Regions from separate parts of the Homo sapiens genome. Here region 1 is linked to region 2. Evidence: chromatin contacts called from ENCODE Hi-C or POLR2A ChIA-PET data. All regions are on one chromosome and are shown on one strand. The core of a region is the stretch at or near the end of the contact, and the rest is flanking DNA. Distances in the headings are between cores, read along the strand shown.

What was found. A loop is a pair of places that touch in the nucleus more often than their neighbours do. ChIA-PET counts read pairs that join two places held with the same protein, here RNA polymerase II (POLR2A). Pooled maps may share reads with other maps.
Region 1: a loop to region 2 is called in a pooled map, with 5 times the contacts of the local background. The contact joins the promoter of ZNF791 here to the promoter of ECSIT in region 2. A Hi-C loop is called at or near these places in 6 of 50 pooled maps. POLR2A ChIA-PET finds 5 or more read pairs at or near these places in 3 of 52 experiments (GM10248, MCF 10A and naive thymus-derived CD8-positive, alpha-beta T cell).

Annotation. Positions count from the first base shown.
Region 1 is chr19:12,609,132-12,614,100 of GRCh38, reverse strand. ZNF791 (zinc finger protein 791) reads right to left here and starts at 3,181. Exons shown (of 4, transcript NM_153358.3): 1 at 3,019-3,181. The coding sequence starts at 3,021. ZNF490 (zinc finger protein 490) reads left to right here and starts at 3,288. Exons shown (of 5, transcript NM_020714.3): 1 at 3,288-3,537; 2 at 4,899-4,943. The coding sequence starts at 3,421. RefSeq lists silencers at 135-294, 3,210-3,269 and enhancers at 270-770, 1,215-1,284, 3,010-3,069, 3,400-3,619.
Region 2 is chr19:11,526,160-11,531,001 of GRCh38, reverse strand. ECSIT (ECSIT signaling integrator) reads left to right here and starts at 1,868. Exons shown (of 8, transcript NM_016581.5): 1 at 1,868-1,940.

The DNA.
Region 1 (4,969 bases), core at 1,932-4,431, 1.1 Mb before region 2:
CCGTTTTCCCAAGTGAGGAAACTCTCAACCAGATTGAGATTGAGGTTCTGATGCAAATGAGCTCCCCAATTCATTAACCCTGTCTCTAGGAAACATAAGTCCTGACCTTCACAGACACTGTCAATATGCACCAATTACACCCAGTACACCTATATTACGGAAGTGAAACTCAAAACGTAATGTCTAAAAACACACCCAAGGAAACCACAATTAAAACCTCAGACATCCTCCCCTCTTCCCCTAACAGCATCTGCCTGTGCATCCTCAGCTTCCAAGTGCTCTGCAGTTTCTTTCAGTACAAGAGGATCCTTCCATGGTGGGCATATGAGTAGCTGGCAGACCTGTAGGGGAGGCTCCCCAGGAAGAACCAATTGGGCCTTCAATGATCTTTCTTTGCAGGCTCAAAGGTGGACTTAGCTTGGAATCACTTATCTCAGGCCTCTGCTCCCCAGTCACAAGGCTCTGGAACACTACTAGTAATTTTAAATGAGACAATTTAATTAAATTTTTTTTTTGTTTTGAGATGGAGTCTCACCCTGTCACCCACGCTGGAGTGCAGTGGCGCGATCTCGGCTCACTGCAAGCTCCGCCTCCCAGGTCCACGCCATTCTCCTGCCTCAGCCTCCAGAGTAGCTGGGACTACAGGCGCCCGCCTCCACGCCCAGCTAATTTTTTGTATTTTTAGTAGAGACGGGGTTTCACAATGTTAGCCAGGATGGTCTCGAGCTCCTGACCTCGTGATCCGCCCTCCTTGGCCTCCCAAAGTGCTGGGATTACAGGCATGAGCCACCGTGCCGGGCCCTTAAATTCTTAAGGATTGTTCCTTAAACATCCAGCAGAAGGCCTGGCACGATGGCTCACACCTATAATCCCAGCACTTTGGGAGGCTGAGGCGGGTGGATCACCTGCGGTCCGGAGTTCGAGACCGGACTGGCCAACATGGTGAAACCCCGCCTCTACTCAAAATACAAAAAAATTAGCCGGGCATAGTGGTGTGTGCCTGTAATCCCAGGTACTTGGGAGGCTAAGGCAGGAGAATGGCTGTCAATATGCACCAATTACACTCAGTGTACCTACCTTACAGATGTGAAACTCAAATGTAATGTCTAAAAACACACCCAAGGAAACCACAATTAAAACCTCAGACATCCTCCCCTCTTCCCCTAACAGCATCTGCCTGTGGCTCCTCAGCTTCCAAGTGCGGAGGTTGCAGTAAGCCAAAATTGTGCCACTGCACTCCAGCCTGGGCAAAAGAGCAAGACTTGGTCTTTAAAAAAAAAAAAAAAAAAAAAAATCCAGCAGAATTACTTAAACACAGTGTTTACGTATAAAGGAAGCAAAAGGCCTGGCGTGGTGGCTCATGCCTGTAATCCCAGCATTTTGGGAGGCCAAGGCGGGAGGATCATGAGGTCAGGAGATCAGGAGATTGAGACCATCCTGGGAAACATAGTGAAACACTCTCTACTAAAAAAAAAAAAAAAAAATACAAAAATTAGCTGGGCGTGGTAGCTTGTGCCTGTAATCCCAGCTACTTGGGAGGTTGAGGCAGGAGAATCGCTTGAACCCGAGAGGCAGAGGTTGCAGTGAGCTGAGATCGTGTCACTGCACTCCAGCCTGGCGAGAAAGCTAGACTCCGTCTCAAAAAAAAAAGTAAATAAATAATAAATAAATAAATAAATAAATAAATAAAGGAAGGAAGCAAGAAAATTTTAAGCCATTTAACAAGAAAACCCACTATTGCTTTCAGAAAATGAGAATGTTGGGCCGGTAATAGTAGCTCATGCCTGGAATCCTAGCACTTTGGGATGCTGAGGGTGGAGGATCGCTTGAGCCCAGGAGTTCAAGATCAGCCTGAGCAACACAGCCAGACCCCATCTGTTAAAAAAAAAAAAAAGAAAATAATAATGTCAGTTAATTATTTCCATGGCAATAAATAGTTTACAAAAGTATTACTTCTATCTGAATGCTTCTAGATGTTGCAAGTTTAAGTCCTGGAATACCATCTGAAACATCAAACTAAAAGAACAGACCTGAGAAACATATTCCATGTGCTCAGGGAAAGAACAAAGAATTTTTAACAAATGTAATATTGGGATGTTTTTTGTTTTCTGAGATTCATTTCTTTTTTGCCCTTTGGAAATATTTTGTACTGTCTCTCAAGTTCTTCTGATAACATATATTTTATATTTATTGGAAAAATGACATTCGAGTGAATAAATCTTTTCAAGGTCATAAACCCAAGGCGGGACAGTGCCAATCTGAAACTGTGCTGAAAAGATAGATTACCCAGGAAAGTTTACAAAAAGGAACCTCAACGCAAAGGAGTTCCCATAGGATGTCTGTGCCCTGGAAAGGTACCAGGATGAGGGCCACAGCATTTTATGCAGATTAGTTCCAAGTGAATAATTTTTCTGATTTTTCTCTGATGTAAAATATCCACAAACAAGAAATAAATCGTTTAAAAGAGGCATCTATTGGAAAAAAGATTATTAAAATACTGCGTGTGTTTGAAATGCACCACACAGGACAAAGAGTTGGTGACGATGTTTTCCACTGGCGAGCGGAAGTAGGCGTTTGGGAATTCGGGGAGGGATCCGGAAATCTAGGGATTAATGGCCCGCCGTGGGAGGAGCTAGGCTGGGGGGACAGGGTAGTGGATTTGAGACTCTGCTTCCAACATCTTTGGAAGACTCAGGGGGAAACAGCCTTTGGGAAGAAAGAAGGGACTGGGAACCCCAGACTGTAGCTCCTCCCACACAAACCAAACACACAAGGCGGGATTCTCCCCAGGACCCTCCCGTGGTCCCTGCACGATCTGGGAAAGACGCGGGGCTGCGGGCGCGGAGTTGTCCAGAGAGGGCTCCGGGGCTGGGACCGCAGTCGCCGCGCAGGGACGGGACAGGACGCTTGGAGTTCCAGCTGCCAGCCCAGCCCCACACTGCGGCCGGAGGTGACCGTGGGGAGGCCCGGGTCCCGCGATCACGGCCGGTTCCAACTAGTCCGGCCCTGCACACTCACCATTTTCCGGCCTCGCGGGTGTCCCGGTGTTGTCCCTAAGGTTCACGGAGCCAGCGCAGGGTACAGCGCATCCGATGCAGGGGTACAGCAACCTGACGCGTCAAGGGGCCAGGAGACCCCAAGCTAAGCACAACCCGATCGCACAGTGACGTAGCACGCATTTGCGCAGCGTAGCCGTACCCTCCTTTCCGGCGCCGCCCCTGATTGGACAATTATACAGCCCCGCCCCTTTTTGTCCGAATGACAGCTAGGCAGCAGGTCTAGTAGCTAGGCAGATCTCGCTTCCGCCGGTGGGACGGAACTGGTGCCCTCCGTGGACAATTGTGTTGAAGCAGAAATTGTTCCGGATCTCGGGTCGGACACGGAAGTCTTCCTGCAGTGTTTCTGGATGCGGGGACAGGGATGCGCAGGAATTCCAGTCTCAGTTTCCAGATGGAGCGACCCCTCGAGGAGCAAGTCCAGAGCAAGTGGTCGTCTAGTCAAGGCCGCACAGGAACAGGAGGGTCTGATGTCCTCCAGGTACCAGGGGCTTGGCATAATGTTGTAAGGCCTCTCGTGGAATAGTGACCCTTGTTTATAAACAGACGGTTACCCCATCATGTGTAATAAAAAGTGTGGTTGCATTTTAATCTTTGACCATAACAGCGTTGAGGCGTCCACCTTTCTTTTCCCCACCTCCACACATTTGGCACTTTAGAAAAGGAACCCCAAGGCAGGGCTTGGTGGCGCACACCCGTAGTCCCAGCTACTGCGTGGTGGGGGCGGTGGGGGAGGTCGGGGGGTGGGTGGGCTGAGGCGGGTGGATCGCTTGACTCCAGGAGTTTGAGTTCAGTCTGGGCAACATGGCCAGAACCCATCCCAAGAAAAAAAAAAAAAGGAAAGAAAGAAAAAACAATCCGTAGGACACCCGAGCACTTGGCTCGGGTGGTAAATTGCAACCCTAACCTGGGCACAGGGACTCTTCAGACCAATCACGATCTATGAGACGTGCTCAGTAAACTGCGTTTTACTCTGGAAGGAAATGGTTTGTTTTCGTTGTTTTTTTGTTTGTTTGTTTTTAGTTTAAGCATGTTTTTATTGCTTTTCATTTTTATTTTTATTTTTGTAGATTTATGGTTACAAATGCACTTGTGTTACGTGGATATATTTCATAGTGGCGAAGTCTGGCTTTTAGTGCACCCATCACCCAAAGAGTGTATATTGTACCCAATAGGTAATATTTCATCCCTCATCCCCCCTCTCTGTCCAACCTATTGGCATCTCCAGTGTCTATTATTCCATTCTGTATGTCCATGTTTACCCATTGTTTAGCTCCCACTTATATGTAAGAAGATGCAGTTTTTGACTTTCTGTTTTTGCATCATCGCACTTAGGATAATGGCCTCCAGTTCCATCCGTGTTGCTGTAAAGTGGAAGGAAATTTATCTCAAATAAGTTTTCTAAAGTGTCCCTACAGAACTTGGAAAGACCAAGAGCCCAAAACCAGCCTGGGCAACATAGCGAGACCCCATTTCTCAAAAAATTTTTAAAAATTAGCTGGGTATGGTGTTCACCTGTAGTCCTAGCTCCTTCGGAGGCTGAGGCAGAAGGATCTCAAGGCTAAGAGTTTGAGGTTACAGTGAGCCAAGATTGTGCCACTGCATTCCAGCCTGGGAGAGAGAGAGACTGTCTCTAAATTTTTTTTTTAAAGTAGAAACATATTTCATTTTTCCCATTATAGAGGAGACAGTGTAATCTTGAAAACTCCCATGATCCACCCTTCTGGTAGCTCTGTGTGTACAGGTAGATGCAGGGGGAACAATGCTTCCAAGGCTGTCAAAGGTCATGTTTAGTTCTAAATTGCTGAAACTCACAAAATGCATCCTCTTGTTTCTAATTAGATGCAGAACAGTGAACACCATGGACAAAGCATCAAGACTCAAACTGTAAGTGAGATCGCTACCTGTCAGCG
Region 2 (4,842 bases), core at 619-3,118:
CAGGAGAATTGCTTGAATGTGGGAAGCGGAGGTTGCAATTAGCTGAGATTGCACCACTGCACTGCAACCTGGGCGACAGAGCCAGACTCCGTCTCCAAAAATAAAATAAAATAAAATAAAATAAAATATTAAAAGACTAGTTCTGGAAGGATAAATAAGAAAACAAAAGCCATGACCACCTCAAGAGAAGGACACCAATAACTCTGAAGGCCACAGCCAGGTCAGCGACCCCATCATCTTACCCACTCCCCAGCTAAGCAGAGCTGACTCTGCTTGCTTGTAGCTGCGGGAGCCTGGCAGAGGGCAGTAGCGCTCCCAGCCGCTGCCCACGTGCCTGTCAACTTGCCAGAGAGGAGTGCTCCAGCCAAGCAGCTGATTGGCTACAGGTTTTCTCAGATTGCCCAATCACAAGAGTTCTGATGAGGTGGATGTCCTGCGGCTGCGCAGAGTCCTTGAGGCATCCTAAGGGTAGGTTCTTGCATCCTAGTCTCCATGCCAGCTCACTGCGCCACAGAGGCTGAGGGACTGCAGAAATGGGCTTATGAGGGCAGATAGCCTTCCTTCCCGGGGGACACTGTTATTGCCAATAGCCCATTTTATGTGCTTATCCACCTTAGTTATTAACAGCCTAAATCTGGTGCTTTCTGGGGGAGACCAGGAGCCCCCATTACTCAATCTCACCTCGTTTTATCCCATTTCCTCCAAAGACTCCACTCCGACCACACAGAGTCTTTGCTGTTGTTCCCAGTGCCAAAAGCGTTCCCCAGATATCCAGATGGCTCACTCACTTCCTCCGGCCTTTACTCAAAGGACACCTCACTGAGGCCTTCCTATTTATTTATTTACTGAGACGGAGTCTCACTCTGTCGCCCAGGCTGGAGTGCAGTGGTGCTATATCGGCTCGCTGCAACCTCCACCTCCTGGGTTCAAGCAATTCTCGTGCCTCAGCCTCCCGAGTAGCTGGGATCACAGGAGCACGCCACCACGCCCCACTAATTTTTATTTATTTATTTATTTTTTGAGACAGAGTCTCGCTCTGTTGCTGAGGCTGGAGTGCAGTGGTGTTATCCTGGCTCACTGCAACCTCCGTCTCCCGGGTTCAAGCGATTCTCCTGCCTCAACCTCCCGAGAAGCTGGGATTACAGGCACCCACCACCATGCCCTGCTAACTTTGTATTTTTAGTAGAGACGGGGTTTCATCATGTTGGCCAGGCTGGTCTCGAACTCCTGACCTCAGGTGATCCGCAGGCCTCGGCCTCCCAAAGTGTTGGGATTACAGGCGTGAGCCACCGCGCCCTGCCCTATTTATTTATTATTACTATTTTTAGAAACAGGGTCTCACTCTGTTGCCCAGGCTGGAGTGCAGGGGTGCAATCATGGCTCGCTGTAGCCTCGACCTCCAGGGCTCAAGCGATCCTCCCGTTTCAGCCTCCCGAATAGCTGGGACTATGAGCATGCGCCATCATGCCCAGTTAATTTTTAAATTTTTTGTAGATAAGGGGGTCTCGCTATGTTGCCCAGGCTGGTCTCGAACTTCTGGCCTCCCAAAGTGCTGGGATTACAGGCATGAGCCACCGTACCGGCCCCCTTTCACTTTTTGTTTTTTTTTAATTCATTTTCTCATTTCAGCCGCTGGGGCCTGCGACTGGATTCATAGACTATGACTCCCAAGTCCAGCCTCCCGGGCCATTTCAAGGTTCCCAGGTCTGGAGTGCGTCTTGCCTCATTAGAGGCTGGGCCTGGCTCGTTATGAGGCGGGTCCCAGATCCTTCCGCCTTCCTATTGGCCCACCTCGCGTTGTGGGCGGGACCTATTACACCAGCTTTCTTGATTTGCTACCTCCCTGGAGCTCCCTGACCCGGACGCTCTCTGGGCCAATATGGCAGCGCCCAGCAACAAGACAGAGCTGGCCTGGAGTCCGCGGCTGGCCGCGTGAGTAGGTAGGTCGCGCGCGGGTAGGCGAACGCGAACTGCTGGGCTGCAGGCGGGCCCTTCAGGACCCGGCAGCGCGAGAGGGCAGCCCTGGAGGGACCCAGCTGCAGGGCCAGGGCGCCATGACCTTTCGTAGTGGGGGCGGGGACGCGCTGGGAAAGGCCGCCTGTCTTGTGCCAGCCGCCTCACGCCCCCAGTCTCCCATTTTGCAGATGACCTCGCGAGAGGTCACGCCGCAAGTCGGCAACCGGGCAGGATTTGGAATCCGCGTCTGCCTTTTTCCCCCAAGAGACCCAGAATCCTGGCAGCCGGTTTCAAAGCTGTTGTACGTACACCATACCTCGGGGTTCAGATTTATAGGTGTTTTTTTGAAATTGAGGCTTGTTTCCGTTCAGTTGTTACTCGTTAGGCATCTGTCATATACCAGGCACTGTCCTTGGTGCTGGAGACACAGCAATGAGGAAGATAGATAAAAATCTCTCATCTCCTGGGGGAACCAGACTTTGAACAAATTAGAAATAAACGAAACAGGTGATTTCAGATACTGATAAGTTACTAAAAATGCGTTAATGGTGTCGGGAATTTCGCTTGAGCCCAGGAGTTTCGAGACCAGCCTTGGCAACATAGCAAGACCCTGTTCTCTACAAAAAATTATCTGGGCGTAGTGGTGCACGCCTGTAGTCCTAGCTACTCGGGAAGCTGAGGTGGGAGGATTGCTTGAGCCCAGGAGGTTGAGGCTGTAGTGAGCCGTGATTGTGCCACTGCACCCCAGCCTGGGCAACAGAGCAGGACCCTGTCTCCGAAACAAAAATTAATAGGGTGATGAGGGCTTTTAGAATGTGGGGAATGGGAGATGGTCAAAGAAGACCTTTCATTGAAATGACCAGAGACAGCTGTGGGCAGATCTGGAGGAAGAAAGCTCTAGACAGAGAGAAAAGCAAGTACAAAGGTTCTGAGATGGGATAAACTTAGTTTCTTTCAGAAACAGTGTAGCTGAAGCTGCCAGTGGTAGGAGTTGAGTTTAGAGGGGTAGACCCTATCTGATTTTATTTATTTATTTTTATTTTTTAGAGACAGGATCTCACTTGTTCGTCAAGCCTGGAGTGCAGTGGTGCAGTGCACTCCATAGCTCACTGCAGCCTCAAACTCCATGGCTCAAGTGATTCTCCTGCCTCAGCTTTCCCAGTAGCTGGAACTACAGGTGCACACCACCAGGTCCAGCTAATTTTTTAAAATAATTTTTGTAAAGATCGTGTCCTGCTATGTTGTCCAGGCTGGTCTTGAACTCCTGGGCTCAAGCGATCCTCCCCACTTGGACTTCCAAAGCACTAGGATTATAGGCATGAGCCACTGCTCCCTGGCTATTTATTTATTTTTAGAGACAGGATCTCAGTATGTTGCCCAGGCTAGAGTGCAGTGGCTATTCACAAGTGCAGTCATGGTTCACTGCAACCTCTAACTACTGACCTTAAAGGATCCTCCAGCCTCAGTCTCCTGAGTACCTGAGATGACAGGCATTCACCACCATGCCTGGATAATTCTTAATTTTTTTGTAGAGATGGGGTCTCTCTATGTTGCCCAGGCTGGTCTTGAATCCCTGGGCTCAAGTGATCCTCCTACCTTGGTCTCCCAAAGTGTTGGGATTACAGGCATGAGCCAGTGTGCCCAGTCTCTGATTTTAAGTGTGATATGCCGTTAGCGATTTTAGGCAGAAATCACTAATTTTAGTTGATTTATTTATTTATTTAGCGATGGAATCTCGCTCTGTCGCCCAGACTGGGGTGCAGTGGCACAATCTTGGCTCATTGCAACCTCCACCTCCCAGGTTCAAGTGATTCTCCTGCCTCAGGCTCCCGAATAGCTGGGATTACAGGTGCCTGCCACCACACCTGGCTAATTTTTGTATTTTTAGTACAGACGGGCTTTCACCATCTCGGCCAGGCTGGTCTTGAACTGACCTTGTGATCCACCTGCTTCAGCCTCCCAAAGTGCTGGGATTACAGGCGTGAGCCACAGCGCCTGGCCTAATTTTAGTTTAAAAGCTCCCTCTGGCTGGGTGTGGTGGCTCACACCTGTAATCCTAGCACTTTGGGAGGCCAAGATGGGTGGATTGCTTGAACTCAGGAGTTCGAGACCACCCTGAGCAACATGATGAAACCCCATCTCTACTAAAATACAAAAAATTAGCTGGGTGTGGTGGCACACACCTGTAGTCCCAGCTACTCGGGAGGCTGAGGCATGAGAACCAACTTGAACTGGGGAGGCGGAGGTTGCAGTGAGCCGAGATGCGCCATTGCACTCCAGCCTGGGGAACAGAGTGAGACTCTGTCTCCAAAAAAAAAAAAAAAAAGCTCCCTCTGGCCATAGTGGGGAGAACTGACTGGAGGCAGGAAGGGCAAAAGTGGGAGGCTTGATAGGTATCCAAGTCATAGATTGAGGTGGTGGCTTCAGATAGAAAGAGATGCATTTGGGATGGATTTGGAAGTAGTCACCTAGACTAGTTGATGGATTGAATAGGAGAGTGAGGGACATAGTGGACTCAGAAATGTCTCCTAGGTTTGTAGCCTGAATGGCCAGTAGTAGTGGTGCGATTGGATAGGATGGAGAGGATCAAGTTTAAGCAAGGATATCAGTTTGGAGCAAATTATGTTTGAGATGGCTGGGTATATGCCAAAGTGGCAGTTAGGTATAAAGGCTGGGGCCCAGGGATTGAGGTGAACATTGGGGAGCCATCAGCACACAGATCACCACTTCTCAAACTTTAATGCTCACAGGAGATACCAGGGACTCGCTAAAATGCAGATTTGGGCCTGGCGCAGTGGCTCATGCCTGTAATCCCAGCACTTTGGGAGGCCAAGGCAGGTGGATCACAAGGTCAGGAGTTCAAGACCAGTCTGGACAAGATGGTGA